2 separate regions of the Homo sapiens genome follow, and region 1 is linked to region 2. A link is a contact called in ENCODE Hi-C or POLR2A ChIA-PET data. All regions are on one chromosome and are shown on one strand. The core of a region is the stretch at or near the end of the contact, and the rest is flanking DNA. Distances in the headings are between cores, read along the strand shown.

Region 1 (4,216 bases), core at 650-3,149, 44 kb after region 2:
GGCTCACTGCAAGCTCTGCCTCCTGGGTTCACGCCATTCACCTGCCTCAGCCTCCTGAGTAGCTGGGACTACAGGTGCCCGCCACCATGTCTAGCTAACTTTTTTGTATTTTCAGTAGAGACGGGGTTTCACCATGTTAGCCAGGATGGTGCCGATCTCCTGACCTCGTGATCTGCCCGCCTTGGCCTCCCAAAGTGCTGGGATTACAGGCGTGAGCCACCACACCCAGCCCACAAGCCTTTCAATAAATGCTATATTGTAATGGTTATTGTAACAAGAAGCTATTGTGCAGCACTCATGAAATGAGTATCTTTTCTGATCCATGAATAGCACTATTAAGGGGACACCTGAAGCCTTGAAGAAAAGCTTTTCTTTTGCCCTTTTTTCTTGATGCATTTTTTTTTTTTCTCTTAGAATAGCTACCAGTTTATGTTTGGAATACAGCCTAATAACTTGTGCCTTAACCTAATTAAATCATGTTTCTTATGGGGTGAAATGATTGACTGTAGGCACAACAGTCCACATAATGGAAGTAAAAAAGCAATACGGAATTTATAGTTGACTTTTAGAGAACTTATACTTCTCACAATTTTGGTCTGGTCTCTCATTCAAGAAAGGGCCTGAGAATGAGAAGAAAGATGGCCACAGCAAGAAAGGGCCTAGTGTCTGCCACCTGGCTAGGCAGAGCTGAAGCTGCTGGCTACAGCTCAGAGCACTTGTAACTCCAGACCCAGGCTCATGGCCTCCAAGGTTGTGCATTTTTAAGATTCAAGACGATGGGGAGTATTTTGAAGTTATTCTCATTCTCTGATTGTACTTTCCTCCTCCTAGACTTCACATGGGGCAGACAGTGGGGTATGTCTAAAGCAGTGGTTCTCATGAGCATTTGGCAACATCTGGAGACTTTTTCATTGTCACAAATAGAGGGATTACTTTGACATTTGTCATTGGACAGTGAAACATCCTACAATACACAGGATAGCCTCTCAGGAAAGAATTATCTGGCCCCAAATGTCAATAGTGAGAGTAAAAGAGGAATGTAAAGTTTCTACTATAATAGTTTCATCCCAAAGGCTAATAGAAAGAAAGCAGGGACAGAATTCTTATTTTAGGCTTGAGGAGGGTAATAGAAGTTGGTGTACTATAACTCATGGTAGGTTTTGTAGCCATACCCATAAGCTGTCATCTTCAGAAGGAAGAGAAGTTTAAGGGCTAAGTTTGTTCCAGTGAAGGCCAACTTGCAGTTAAGTGAGTGGTGCAAAATCAGAAACTGCTAAAGCCACACATTTGTCTGTGTGCTGAAGAAATGGGAGAATTATCACTAATAAAACCTCATGTTGTTTGCAGATATATAACCTGCTTCAGTACGTGTTAACGTTTTGGACTATTTGGTCATTTCATTTAGTCCTAATTGAACTTTTTGAGAGTGAATTGGAACAGAGCACAAGCTAGTTTCACTGACACTTAAATCAACAGAAGATTATGGGGATCCTTTTTTGAATTCAGTAATTGTGGTTTCCTTTTTGACGTAGTTGCCGTAATTGAGAAATTGAAGCATGGTCTGTTCAGGGCAAAATGAGTCATAAAATCAGAAGATATATAGATATTTGTGGAAAAAAAGATTAATATAGCATAAATGCTAGAGGAGGGGAGAATAATTTGAAAAACTCCTTATTTATAACGAAGGCAATTAAATCATAGCTCCAAAATTAGGTTGTTATAAAACATAGAAAACCAGATAATTGGTATGTTTTTCTGTTTGACTCTCAATTTTAAAGGACTGTAATTGATGTATTGTTTATATTGTTCACTAAATACAGTGTTTGGCTGATAGGGAGGGAATAGAGAATGCATGTGATCACTCAGAGATATTCAGTGCTTCTCCCCCAAAACAATTATAGTGCCGTGGCTGCCAACAGTGATGTCACAGTCAGTAGATAAAGAGCCATTTAAGACTCTCTGTATCATCCTCAGAAGGACAGGGAGAATTTATGTAACATCTGAAGCAGTGTTAAGATTCCTGCTGTGTTCATCATTCAGGAAAGGAGAGAGTACTGTTTATAGAGGGAGAAGCGGTTGCTCTGTTTGTTAGAGCAAAAACAAATTCAAAGCAGTACCTTGGGACTGAAATAGAGAAATAAGGCTGGTTTCTCTACCTTTGTGCTGTGGCTATTAGAGATGGTGTTGGGCAAGATTGATCTACCTAGATTGTAAATTTTAGTACTGTTTATAGATTAGTAACATCCTTCTGGGGAGAAGAAAATGGCATTAATATAGACTTAAATTGTTTGTGGAAAAAAAGTTTCCTTACAGGCAAGAAAAGCGTAACATGAAAGTAGTTTTCCTAATGCCAAAGGCTTTCTCCGCTGCCCACTGTGCTGTTTTGCCAAAATTTTGGCATTGTTCTTTTCTCGGGTCATTACCGTTCATGCTGGATTTGGGGCCTAAGTAAAAAAGGAATATGCTGTCGGTTTAATTTTGGAGGTGAGGAAACCATGCCATCGTTTGGTATGGCAGGAGTGGGCCATGCAGGGGGAAGAGTGGTAAGCTGAACTGAATTGTATTTGAATATTTTCAGTCCATAGCCAAGTGCCTGACCTGCAACAAGTGCTTAATCAATAACTGTAATAATCATAGGTAGATACACATAGGGAGATGACTACTTCCTAAATATATCTCTTATCACCCTCTTTGACTTTCTATCCCTGCCTTAACTCAAGATTGTCATTAATTTCTTGTAGTCAGTTTAACCAGTGATAGCCTCTAGTGTGGTCCCTCAGTTTCTAGTCCCTTCTGCACACTGATGCCAGAGCATCTTCCTAAAAGAGAGACATTACATTTCTTAATATAGGCGTCTGTGGCTAATGCTCACAGGTAAAAGTCAGTTTTTAAAGTGTTCCTTGCAGTGTAAGGAGTAATAGGCATTTTAAAAGATAAACATCTTTATTCTATGTCTACAAGCCCTCTCCAGCAGACGGATGAGTCTGATGCTTCCCATATCTTGAACTTTATGAATGGAACCATCAAGTTGGTTATCATTTATTATTATCACCATCTTGTTGTAGTATCACCATTTTGTTGTTGTTATTGTTGTTTTGTTTTGTGATCCTTAACTATCATTATTACTTTTGGTTGAGAGTTAAGTCCATGGAATCAGACTGTCTTGGCTGTTTTATTTCCTAGCTCTGTGACCTTGGGTAAGTTACTAATCTCGCTGCCTTATTTTCAAAGTTACTGTTCCCATTGTCTTTGCTTTTTGCAACAAACTTTTCATTTAAACATCTGATTTTCTTGATCAATATTAAGGAGAAAAAGTCATCTGCAATTTAAGAATGCTGTTTACAAAGCAAATGAATAAAAAATCATTGACTTTTTTTGTATCTACACTTAAAGGCTGTCCTAAGCTCTTGCTTTTAATAGTAGCTACACTTAGTAGAATGATTTTGGTAAAAGGTTCACAGTCTGCTCTGTGAACTGCCTCTTCTAAAAGCTACCAGTTGTGCCAAAGAAGTAATGACATTTGTCTTCATTTTTTGCAATGGTTTGTGCTGTTTATTTAGTATAAAATTTCTGATGTAACATAATTAGAATGAGTATTTGGTCAGTTAATTGAAAAAGCTGGCTAAAGGAGAATATAAAATGTTTAAGGTAATTTGCAAATACTTTCCCCATCTTAGACTTTATCTAGAGGCAGGGAGGTGTAGAATACCTCTAAAGCGTGCATGCATTCATTCATTTATTTATTTATTTAGAGACGGAGTCTCACTTTGTCGCCCAGGCCAGAGTGCAGGGAAAAAATTCAATTTTCTCTGGAATTTTAGATTCCAGAGAAAAGATGTTTTACTCAGGATGCCTTTTTTTTCTCTCTTTTCTTTTTAGCTTAACAGATTGCTCTCAATTTTTGAAATATAGCTAACCCCAATTATCTGTATATGGTACACTCAGCCCACTGCAACCTCCACCTCCTGTAAATGATTCTCCTGCCTCAGCCTCACGAGTAGCTGGGACTACAGGCACGTGCCGCTACTGCCTGGCTAATTTTTGTATTTTTAATAGAGACGGGTTTTCGCCATGTTAGCCAGGCTGGTCTCGAACTTCTGACCTCAGATGATCCGCCCACCTCGGCCTCCCAAAGTGCTGGGATTAGAGGCTTGAGCCACCGTGCCCGACCTAAAGCATCGTTTTGAAGGGAGGAACTGAGGGGAGCAAAGAATAA
Region 2 (4,173 bases), core at 1,621-4,120:
CTTTTGGGGTGGGTGGTGGTCCTGGAACCAGTACCACTTGGATAGCAAGGGATGACTCTACTATGTTTTTTCCTATACATATATTCCTATGATAAAGTTTAATTTCTAAATTAGGTACAGTAAGAGATTAACAACAATAAATACTAATACAATGGAACAGTTAATAACAATACTGTAATAAAAGTTATGTGAATATGGTCTGTCAATCTTACTGTATTGTACTCATCTATTTTTGGACTGTGGTTGGCTGTGGGTAACTGAAACTGTGGAAAGTAAAATTGCAGATAAGTGCAGACTACTGTATGTCCTGCATGTTGGTAACTAGGGATATGGTGTGAACTAGACCAACAACATTTTATATGTCTGGATGACTTGGAGGTTTCTAGTTTAGGGGTGACCATAATCCCATTAACCAACAGGCAGAATATGCGAGCAGGAATTGGTTTTAGGGTAAGGGGAGAGATGATGAGTTAGAATTTGGATGTGTTAAGTTTGAGGTTCCTGAAGAATACTCAAGTATGTCTGAAGAGCTCCAGGATCATCTCTATTTAGGTAGTACTTTTGAAGCCTTTGGATTGAATGAAAATGCTAGACAGATAGTAGTTTTGAAGCCTTTGGATTGAATGAAATTGTTAGAGTGAGGAAAGGCCTTAGGAAGCAACTCCGAAGAATGCCTATATTTAAAAAGTAGTAGCGAGTTATATTGAGTGAAATAATTCAGACATGAAGGAGATACAACTCTATGATTATGTTTATATGAAGGTCAGTTAGCTGGCAAAGCTAATTTTTGGTGACGTATTGTAGTGGTTACCTTTCAGCGGGATATGGATGGGAAGGGACATGAGGAGCCGTCTGGTCTTGATATTGCTCTTTGTATTGATTTGGGTTTTAGTTTTCTGGGTGGGTACATATACAACAGTTCATTGATTGGTACCCTTATGGTTTGTGTGCTTTATTAGATGTAAGTTATATCTCAGTGGAAGAAGAGAAGAGGCCCTGAAGGCAGAAATTTGAACAGTATTTCTATCCTGAAGGGAGAGAGGGAGAAAGAGGCTAAGGATGATGGATGAACAGAGGGGAAAAATTTAAACAAAGGAAAGAAAGAAATAAGCAGGCATGGAGCATCCATGAAGGAGTTAACCCTAGGTGGGAAGAGGGTCGTCTGTTTCCATAAGGCTTTTAGGAAGGATGGATAAAGAGATTCTTGTAAGAGCTCTGGAAGTCTTTGGGTCTCAATTGGCCTCAGTTTTCTTAGTGAATTAGAAGGTAAAGAAGAGTCACATCTCAATATTTATTGTAATATGCTTTTTCTCGAGCTCATCAACCAAGTAATCATAGTGTATACCATCTGTTGTGAATTCATGAGTGATTTCAACTACTGCTGAATTTTTGGAGGATTGATCCTTCCTTGGGCCATCCTAAAGCACCTTACTGCACTGGAAGGGAAACGGGGACAAAGGAGAGGTGGAGGAGCTGATTGCCAAACTTGGTTTTACAGGTTCGGCAATGCTTGCATTGGGTAGGTTTGTTTTGATAGCAAGCACAGCTTGTAGTTCCCTGCTCCTAATCTGTAGGGGTGTGTATGTGTTTGGGCGGGAGGGAGGGTGGGTAGGTCGGGAGGCAGAAAGGCAGGATGTTCAGAAGCCTTCATGAAAGCTGCGGGTAGTAAATAACCAAGCTGGGATTGTGCTTTCTATTATATTCTGTTTCCTTTCTGTTTATAAACTCATTTATGGATATTTCTGAGATAGATTTGATTTTTTTCTTATGACTTCTTTTTTCTTATGACTTACAGGTAAGAGCTGATTCTGAAGAATGTATTTTCCATTCTTAGATTATCATAATAACTCATGGATTAAATCTGTTTATAAAGTGAACATAAAGACATGGTAAATTTTAAGTTCAGGTAGATATGTAGATATAAACCAGATGGTATAGAGGACAATTAATAAATAATAAACACTGTTAAGAAACCATGCTAAACCTATCATGGAAATCTTGTTAATTGTAGTAAGCATTGTATTTTCATTTTGTGCTTAGGACTGGGCTAGATGCCAAGATTTTAAATTATGGTTATTGAAACAAAAACGAGCATTATTTTAGTTTTTCTTAAGAACATAATTATGGCTGGGCATGGTGGCTCATGCCTGTAATCCCAGCACTTTGGGAGACTGAGGCAGGGGATCACCTGAGGTCAGGAGTTCAAGACCAGCCTGGCCAACATGGTGAGACCCCATACGTACTAAAAATACAAAAACTAGCCAGGCGTGGTGGTGCACACCTTTGTAATCCCAGCTACTGTGGAAGCTGAGGCAGGAGAATTGCTTGAACCTGGGAGGCGGAGGTTGCAGTGAGCCGAGATCATGCCACTGCACTCCAGCCTGGGCAACAGAGTCAGACTCTGTCTCAAAAAGAAGAAAAAAAAAAGAATATAATTGCTCAAATATTTACTGATGTCTTCAGATCATCTAGCTATTTTATATTCCCGTAGCAAAGTTGTGTTTTGTAGATTTTTAATAAAGGTAGTTTGAGAACTAGGATAGAAACTCTTGAGAAAGAACCATAATTGCTCACTCTTCATATGATGAATTGCTAAACAGCAGTAAGAGTGGAAAAAAATAATAGACCGTTCTTGATTTTATAGGCCCTGGTGGAATGGCTGTAGAGTTCGGTTGTTTTTTACTTGCTCAGGAACTTTGTATTTATTGGGCTAGCAGTTGTTGGCACAAAGGTTTGTTTGTGTTCAAAAGTCACTGATTAGTGGTAACAGAAACTTTTTTTCATATGGGACACTGTCTTTTTTTCCCTGAGTCTACTTAGTCAATTCAGATGTGGAGTGCTTGCTTCCCAAGGTATAAGGTGCTTTGAAGGCTGGGGGAAAAGATGAGTCACCAGATCCTCTGCCTTTTCAGAAGCTTAAGCCAATTGCACAAGGACGCAGATTATCATAAAACGTAAGACAGTACTATAGGGTTCTTCCTCTCAATTTCTTGCAAATACTTCTTGAACTTTGTGCCTCTTGTGTGCCACTCTTTAACAAGAAGGTCCTTGCCCTTGTGACTTCAAAGTAGGGAGTAAACTTACCAAATACTTTTATAAATAATTGTTTAATTGTAATTGTTATGTGTGCCACGAGGAAGAAATCTAGTATGCAGTGAATTCTTGTTTAAGCTGAGACCTGAGGACTGAATAGTAGCTTGGGTTACAGGGTACGTGAAAGAGCATTGCAAATAGGGAAACAGTGTGTTTGAAAGCCCTGAGGTAGGAAGCCCGGCAAGTTTAAGGACTTAGAGGGAGGACCAGTGTGAATATAGTGTACTGATTGAGAATATCAGGAAATTGTAAGGGGCCATATAATGGGTGTGTGGTCTGGGGCTAACTTCTGCCTGACCGAATGCTTTGGTCATTATAGTTTTTCTCCTCTTAAATTCAATGCAAAATAGGTAGATATATGAATTCTCTGTTAAGTCTAGCTACAAAGGCCTTTGAGGCCAGTGTTTTGGAATTGATTTTAAGATAATGGGAAACCATTCCATTGAGTTATCAAATGTTCTTTAGATTTGTCTTTTTCAAGGACAGGTGCCATGACTATCATTTCCTAACTTTTTATCTTATCAGTAGGAGGGAGAAAAGAGAAAAGGAAGATAAAAGTAACGCGGTCTTTTCTATAATCTGAACACACAAGAACAACCACTTTTTCTGTTCTTCCTATGTACATGACTTTCTTCATCTTTTAGCCACCTACACAGCTGTGTAGTTCCTTATACAGCTATATTGATTGACTCTATGTTATCTGAGGCCCCAAGATGCTCCCAGAATGCAAAGGGGTGTGGTCTGAGAATAAAGGCATAGTCTTTTTACTGGCTTCATGTAATTTTTTTTTTTTGAGATGGAGTCTTGCTCTGTCGCCCAGGCTGGGCGCCTGAGTGGCGCTATCTTGGCTCACTGCAACTTCCGCCTCCCGGGTTCAAGCGATTCTCCTGCCTCAGCCTCCTGAGTAGCTGGGACTGCAGGTGCCCACCGCCATGCCTGGCTAATTTTTGTATTTTCAGTAGAGACGGGGTTTCACCGTGTTGGTCAGGCTGGTCTTGAATTCCTGACCTTGTGATCCACCTGGCTCGGCCTCCCAAAGTGTTGGGATTACAGGTGTGAACCACTGCAGCTGGCCTTTTA

Evidence for each region. A loop is a pair of places that touch in the nucleus more often than their neighbours do. ChIA-PET counts read pairs that join two places held with the same protein, here RNA polymerase II (POLR2A). Pooled maps may share reads with other maps.
Region 1: a loop to region 2 is called in a map of HepG2, with 2.4 times the contacts of the local background. The contact joins two enhancer-like sites. A Hi-C loop is called at or near these places in 6 of 168 maps with a recorded cell type or tissue (B cell, Caco-2, HepG2 and 3 more), 2 of 37 single-sample maps with no recorded cell type and 7 of 50 pooled maps. POLR2A ChIA-PET finds 5 or more read pairs at or near these places in 8 of 52 experiments (A549, HepG2, MCF 10A and 5 more).

What each region holds. Positions count from the first base shown.
Region 1 is chr18:62,783,297-62,787,512 of GRCh38, forward strand. All of the region lies in intron 1 of PHLPP1 (PH domain and leucine rich repeat protein phosphatase 1), which reads left to right. Among named protein-coding and RNA genes, the nearest start is that of PHLPP1, 70 kb to the left of the region's middle. Within about 2 kb of position 1,900, at least 7 of the 41 ENCODE cell types and tissues checked have a DNase peak (open chromatin) inside an H3K27ac peak, as active enhancers do.
Region 2 is chr18:62,738,566-62,742,738 of GRCh38, forward strand. The region is part of intron 1 of PHLPP1 (PH domain and leucine rich repeat protein phosphatase 1); the gene reads left to right. Among named protein-coding and RNA genes, the nearest start is that of PHLPP1, 25 kb to the left of the region's middle. RefSeq lists an enhancer at 2,651-2,945. Within about 2 kb of position 2,871, at least 10 of the 41 ENCODE cell types and tissues checked have a DNase peak (open chromatin) inside an H3K27ac peak, as active enhancers do.